Regions from separate parts of the Homo sapiens genome. Here region 2 is linked to region 1. The links are chromatin contacts, found by Hi-C or POLR2A ChIA-PET in ENCODE. All regions are on one chromosome and are shown on one strand. Each heading gives the region's core, a stretch centred on a gene start or an enhancer-like site at or near the end of the contact. The rest is flanking DNA. Distances are from core to core; before and after follow the strand shown.

Region 1 (3,408 bases), core at 268-2,767:
TGGGAGGTGTACCCAACAGCTCATTGAGAACGGGCCATGATGACAATGGCGGTTTTGTGGAATAGAAAAGGGGGAAAGGTGGGGAAAAGATTGAGAAATCGGATGGTTGCTGTGTCTGTGTACAAAGAAGTAGACATGGGAGACTTTTCATTTTGTTCTGTACTAAGAAAAATTCTTCTGCCTTGGGATCCTGTTGATCTATGACCTTACCCCCAACCCTGTGCTCTCTCCACTCAGGGTTAAATGGATAAAGGGCAGTGCAAGATGTGCTTTGTTAAACAGATGCTTGAAGGCAGCATGCTCATTAAGAGTCATCACCACTCCCTAATCTCAAGTACCCAGGGACACAAACACTGCGGAAGGCCACAGGGTCCTCTGCCTAGGAAAACCAGAGACCTTTGTTCACTTGTTTATCTGCTGACCTTCCCTCCACTATTGTCCTATGACCCTGCCAAATCCCCCTCTGCGAGAAACACCCAAGAATGATCAATAAAAAAATAAAAAATAAAAAACCAGAGGCCCTGCTAATGGTCTCTTAAAACCAGCTGGTGATCTAGGGCAAGCGAGCAATCCTTATGCTTCCTTGCCCTATAACCAAAAGCAAAAAATCCTTTTTAAAAAAATTAACCATTTGAGCCAAGCACAGTGATGATTTGGACCCCTGCTTTCTGACTGGACCTGCTCCTGGCTCCTGCTTGTCCAGAGTTTTCATAAACAGACTAGGTGACCCCTAATGCAGATTCCCTGACAATCTACAGGCCTAAACGTGAATTAGAAAAAAGTGAGTAGGGTGCCACTTTTTGGAGAAGGGCTGAAGAGAAACAATAATCACTCCAATCTCCGAGTTTTGCCCTTTAGCTTCTCCGCTTTGAGGGCAAAAGGCTGACGGTCTTAACCTAAACTCTGGAGGAGGATGTAGTCCCCAGATTTTTTCTTTCTTTACTTTTTTTTTTTTTTTTTTTGAGACGGAGTCTCGCTCTGTTGCCCAGGCTGGAGTGCAATGGCGCGATCTCGGCTCACTGCAACCTCTGCCTCCCGAGTGCAAGCGATTCTCCTGCCTTAGCCTCCCAAGTAGCTGGGATTACAGGCATGTGCCACTACACTCGACTAATTTTTGTATTTTTAGTAGAGACGGGGTTTCACCATGTTGGTCAGGCTGGTCTCAAACTCCCGACCTCAAGTGATCCGCCCGCCTCAGCCTCCGAAAGTGCTGGGATTACAGACGTGAGCCATCGCGCACGGCTTAGTCCCAAGATTTTAGAGCCAAGAAGCGTTTGCAGGAGGACGTAGGGAAAGACTGACTCCCCTCCCTACAAAGCCCCTTTTCCTTTGACACCTCCTGGCCAAGGAAAACCCTAACCACTGGAGACTTCCAGAGACGGCCAACTCGCACAAACGCTGAAAAAAAAAAAATCCCAAAAGCTCCTCTGTCCCCACTAGAAGCACCGCCCCCCGTACGGGCGTGCGTGAGCGTGCGTACGCACAGGCTGCTGGGATGCCGCTTTTCCCTTCTCGGTCTTCCAGTTTCCCGGCGTGCTTAGGGCGCGCCAAATGGGAGGGGGAGACGCAAGATGGCGGCAGCCGCGAACTCCGGCTCTAGCCTCCCGCTGTTCGACTGCCCAACCTGGTGAGTGGCGGGGCGGCCAGGGCTAGAGTGGCCCGGCCGGAGCTAGCCTGGGCTGGAAGGGCGGCTCTTTTTTTACTTTTCTGCTGCGAGCCGAACGGCTCAGAAACCCCGGAATGGTTGAGGAAAAACTGTTTGCTGCACCGGGCCGGGCGACGTGTTGAAGAACCGAGAGCCTGGAGCCCAGGCCCAGGAACTGAAGAAACCCGGGGTTGGGGGCTCAAAGGCGCTCACTTAGGCAGCCCCTTTGAGCGATTAGCCAGTCGCCGGAGCGCTTCGAGGCCTTGGCCCGAACTTACGCCCAACTCTTGACTGAGTGCCTGGTGCTCTCGTGGAGCATCGCATCTGGCCCCTTCCTGTACGTCCCGAGCGCGCTCGAGCCAGCCCCGGCCCCAACCCTACCTCCAAGCCCCGCATCCCTCTGTGGTTGCTGCATCCCTCGTGCGGCACTTGTCTGTCTGCCACAGAGAATACGAGGGTAGGTTAGCGCCATCCCTGCCCTCAGGGAGCTCCCAGTCTGTGGCACTAGTAGGCATTAGTAATGGTTGGCATGAACCCTTTTTATCCCTTCGAAAGTTCTTGGGAATAATGAAATAATTTAATTTGGTCTTTGAGTAGGGTACAAGTTGAATAAATATGAATTACCTTACAAGGAAACGCTTCTGAATTAAGAGTTTTTTTCTGCTGTAGCTCATCGCAGTGTATTGTTTGTTGCTTGTCTCTGTCTCCCGTTGTATTGCCATCCTCAAGGGCAAAGACTGCATCTTTGTATTCCCAGCTCCTAGGCCTGAGTCAGGCACATAGTAGGAATTCAGAAAGTATGTTTTGGATGTAACATTCCTCCTTTTTCCTGGACAAAATGGCCTTTTGTCCGGTGCATTGTCCTTTCCATAGAGGAGGGGTTGGGGCAGGATTGTGAGATGACTGTGTTGAATCTTCAGTTAGCTAGACAAGGATACGTTTTTTCATGTGCAAATCTAAAGGTTCTAGTGAGGTGGTTCTTTTTTCTAACTTCAAATTAGCAAACCCAAAAAGCAAGCAAATGTGTGGCTATTTTCTGGATCGCTTTGCACTTTTGTAGTAGTTGCTTCAGTCTACAAATTCTGTATCCATTTTGATCCCTCGCTGTATTGATTTCAAATTTGGGCCGAGATAGCAAACATAGTTAGAAAGCACTGTTTTTGAGATCACCTACCCTTTCCTTAGGATCTGGTAGGTACCAGGCACCGTTAGGTGCTTTGACATATGAGTCTCCCTTGAATGGTATGGCTGTAGGATATAGAGGAAACGTCCCCTAATCATGCTGTTGTAGAAAGACCTGTTTCAAGGGTAACATATTCATTTGGTACCTGGTTTCATGGGGCATGATTTTGAATTGCCCTAGTTCCCTAATTATGCACCTCTGATTTGGTTTCAGAGCTCAGGACAGTACTCTTTGCTTACTCTGTGATGAGACTAATCTTGATGAGCCCCAAACAGCAACTAATTTATTCGGTCTTTATATGATATTGGAGTAGGGGTGGATTTCAGATTCAAACTCCAGGTGACTAGACCACCCCAGCTATCGTACTTGCACTCTCTATGCAGTTCTTTCTCTGAGGTGAAGATCCAGTGTTAAAATATAGGTTTCTTGGTGCTGCTCTAAATACAGATCTACTAAAATCTGTTGCAGAGCAATTGAATCACTAGGGAAGTAAGTGTCAAACGTAGAATGGAGCTGTAATAACAGTGAAGTGGATGACATTTCTGCTTGAACATGAACTAATTATAGGCTGGTAGGAGAG
Region 2 (3,408 bases), core at 584-3,083, 280 kb after region 1:
GGCTCACCACAACCTCCGCCTCCCGGGTTCAAGTGATTCTCCTGCCTCAGCCTGCCGAGTAGCTGGAATTACAGGTGCGCACCACCATGCCTGGCTAATTTTTGTATTTTTAGTAGAGACGGGATTTCACCATGTTGGCCAGGCTGTTCTCAAACTCCTAACCCCAAGTGATCCACCTGCCTTGGCCTCCCAAAGTGCTGGGATTACAGGTGTGAGCCACCACGCCCAGCCTGGCCTAAGTATTAATATTAAACAGACATAAGACAGAATAACATGAGAAAAGCATACAAAGTTTTTAAATATTTTATCTATACACAGGAGTCGTCAGAAGGAAAGTGAAAACCCAAAGAATTAATTAAGCCCAAATGCTTATATACCTTTTTACATAAAGAATAATAAATCGGTGGGTGATGTGAACTGGAGTCTGAGCCGGCTATAAAGAGAACAACAACAACAAAAGAATGACAGGCCAGGCTTGGTGGCTCACACCTGTAATCCCAGCACTTTGGGAGGCCAAAGCTGGTGGATCACCTGAGGTCAAGAGTTCAAGACCAGCCTGGCCAACATGAGGAAATCCCGTCTCTACTAAAAATACAAAAATTAGCTGGGCTTGGTGGCGGGTGCCTGTAGTCTCAGCTCCTCGGGAGGCTGAGGCAGGAAAATTGCTTGAACCTGGGAGGCAGAGGTTGCAGTGAGCCAAGACTGTGCCACTGCACTCCAGCCTGGGCAACAGAGACTCTGTCTAAAAAAAAAAAAAAAGAATGACAAATTGTGGGGATGTGACAAGACAAAGAGGCTTGAGCTAAAGGCAGTTAGTTGTGGGACAATGACTAGGAAATACATGGGGTTATTTTAGTAGGTTCATTTGTACAGGCCCACTGCGCCATCAACCCTCAGTCTCCGGTGATGGGAATGTGCTTCTCTTCCTGGTACAGAGAGGGCATCTTTCTCATGGGAAATTTTATGAACTGTATTTAGGTAAAAAGATGGAATTCAGAGGGTTCTTCCTGCACCGGCTGTTTCTCAAGTGGCTTCAGCTCAAAATAATATGCCAGAGTGGCATATTTTGGGGTGGCATGTCCTGAACCCCTTCACTAACAATGAATTTTCTTCTTCAGAAAAACTTGGTAGTGGTCAGGCACAATGGCTCACGGTTGTAATCCCGGCACTTTGGTAGGCCGAGGCAGGCGGATCACCTGAGGTCAGGTGTTCAAGACCAGCCTGGCCAGCATGGTGAAACCCCATCTCTACTAAATAAAAATACAAAAATTAGCTGGGTGTGGTGGCACATGCCTGTTATCCCAGCTAGTTAGGAGGCCAAAGCAGGAGAATTGCTTGAACCTGGGAGGCAGACGTTGCAGTGAGTCAAGATGGTGCCACTGCACTCTAGCCTGGGCGACAGAGCAAGACTTTGTCTCAGAAAAAAAAAAAAAGAGAAAAGAAAAACTTGGTAGAGAAAAAAAAAATCTGTTAACCTAATTAAACAAGCCTACAGTTGTGTAAGCTGGATTGTCAGCTATCAGATGCTCTTATAATGTGGCTCACCTGAGCTTACAAATGAATATCATTATTTCAAGGAGTGTGTTGAACCATTATGTTAATATTTACACAGCAATTAATGTAATACACCATATTAATTGAATAAAGAACAAAACCCACCCCTCCAATAGATGCCTAAAAACATTCGACAAAATCTAACAGTTTAAAAGCATTCAACAAACTAGGGAGAGAAGGGGACTTTCTCAACCAGATAAAGGATATCTACAAAAACCCCCAGCTAACATCATACTTCCTTGTGAAAGACTGGACGCTTTCCCCGAAGATCCCTTGTTAAGATTAATGGTTGCATGCGGTGGTGGGGGGGAACAGGAAGTGACTGCTAGTGGGTATGGGGTTTCTTTTTGAGGTGGTGAAATTAGTGGTGATTGTTGCACAACTTTGTCAATGAATACACTAAAAATCAGTAAGGGTATGGTGGCTCACACCTGTAATCCTAGCACTTTGGTAGGCTGAGGCAGGAGGCTCACTGGAGCCCAGGAGTTCAAGACAAGCCTGGGCAACATAATGAGACTTCATCTCTACTGAAAAAAAAAAAAGAAAAATTAACTGGGCATAGTGGTGCACATCTGTAGTCCTGGCTACTCAGGAGGCTGAAGCGGGAGAATCTCTGGAGCCCAGGAGGTCGAGGCTTCAGTGAGCCATGATTGCACCACTGCACTCCAGCCTGGTCAACAGAGTGAGACCCTGTCTCAAAAAAACAAAACAACAACAACAAAAAAAGCCACTGAAGTGTACACTTTAAAAGATACCTGAATTAAATCTCAAAACTGCTTTTTTTTTTAGTAGGGGACAGGGTCTCACTCTGTTGCTCATACTGGAGTGCAGTGGCTCGATCTTGGCTCACTGCAACCTCCACCTGCGCAAGGATGACACAAACATTCATAAAGCATTCCATATTTAATTTTTAAAAAAAAATCAAAATTACTTAGTAAGGAAATATTCACTTAAGAAGTCCTAAATTAGATGGGATCCAGAGTTAATTAATTCAGCAGCTGGCTGGTGTCATCAAGGACCCAAGTTCTTTTTTTTTTGAGACAGACTCTCGCTCTGTCACCCAGGATGGAGTGCAGTGGCTTGATCTCGTCTCACTGCAACCTCCATCTCCCAGGTTCAAGTGATTCTCCTGCCTCAGCCTCCCGAGTAGCTGAGATTACAGGTCCACACCACCATGGCCAGCTAATTTTTGTATTTTTAGTAGAGATGGGGTTTCACCATGTTGGCCAGGCTGGTTTTGAGCTCCTGATCTCAGGTGATCTGCCTGCCTCAGCCTCCTAAACTGCTGGGATTACAGATGTGAGCCACTGTGCCCGGCCCAAGGGCCCAAGTTCTGTGCTCTTGCCACTCTGCTATCCTCAACTTGCTGGCTCATCTTCAGGCTGCCTTAGATCTAGCCACCCTGTCTGCTTTTTTTTAAGAGATATGGGTCTCGCTATGTTGCCCAAGCTGGTCTCAAACTCCTGGCCTTAAGTGATCCTCCCATGTTGGCCCTTTGAGTAGCTAGGATTACAGGCGGGAGCCACTATGCTAGGCCTGTTTACATATTAAAGTGAACCCATGTATTGGTCAGGATTCTTTTGGTTGCAAATGTCAGAAATCTAACCCAGACTAGCTGAAAAAAAGTAGTTCAAAGGGACTTCAGACATGTCTGGATCAAGGAGAGCATCAGAACTCTCTTTCCATCTTTCGGGGTTTATTTGATTTTGTTTGGCTTCATTCTCAAACAGGTAGCAAGATGGCTGCTGGTAGTGCCAAGCCATCACTGCTGTGTATCTTTTTTTTTTTTTTTTTTTTTTTGAGACGGAGTCTTGCTCTTTTGCCCAGGCTGGAGTGCACTGGCATGATCTCGGC

Evidence for each region. Hi-C counts contacts between places; a loop is a spot of excess contacts on that map. ChIA-PET counts read pairs that join two places held with the same protein, here RNA polymerase II (POLR2A). Pooled maps may share reads with other maps.
Region 2: a pooled map shows a loop between it and region 1 (2.4-fold over the local background). The contact joins the enhancer-like site here to the promoter of PPP1R8 in region 1. A Hi-C loop is called at or near these places in 1 of 50 pooled maps. POLR2A ChIA-PET finds 5 or more read pairs at or near these places in 2 of 52 experiments (B cell and WTC11).

What each region holds. Positions count from the first base shown.
Region 1 is chr1:27,829,265-27,832,672 of GRCh38, forward strand. It overlaps PPP1R8 (protein phosphatase 1 regulatory subunit 8), which reads left to right and starts at 1,518. Exons shown (of 7, transcript NM_014110.5): 1 at 1,518-1,627. The coding sequence starts at 1,572. It overlaps LOC124903885 (a long non-coding RNA gene), which reads right to left and starts at 2,519. Exons shown (of 2, transcript XR_007065562.1): 1 at 1,485-2,519. RefSeq lists enhancers at 997-1,782, 1,656-1,825, 1,783-2,567 and a silencer at 1,446-1,525.
Region 2 is chr1:28,113,583-28,116,990 of GRCh38, forward strand. No RefSeq gene overlaps it. Among named protein-coding and RNA genes, the nearest start is that of EYA3, 27 kb to the left of the region's middle. Within about 2 kb of position 1,834, at least 4 of the 41 ENCODE cell types and tissues checked have a DNase peak (open chromatin) inside an H3K27ac peak, as active enhancers do.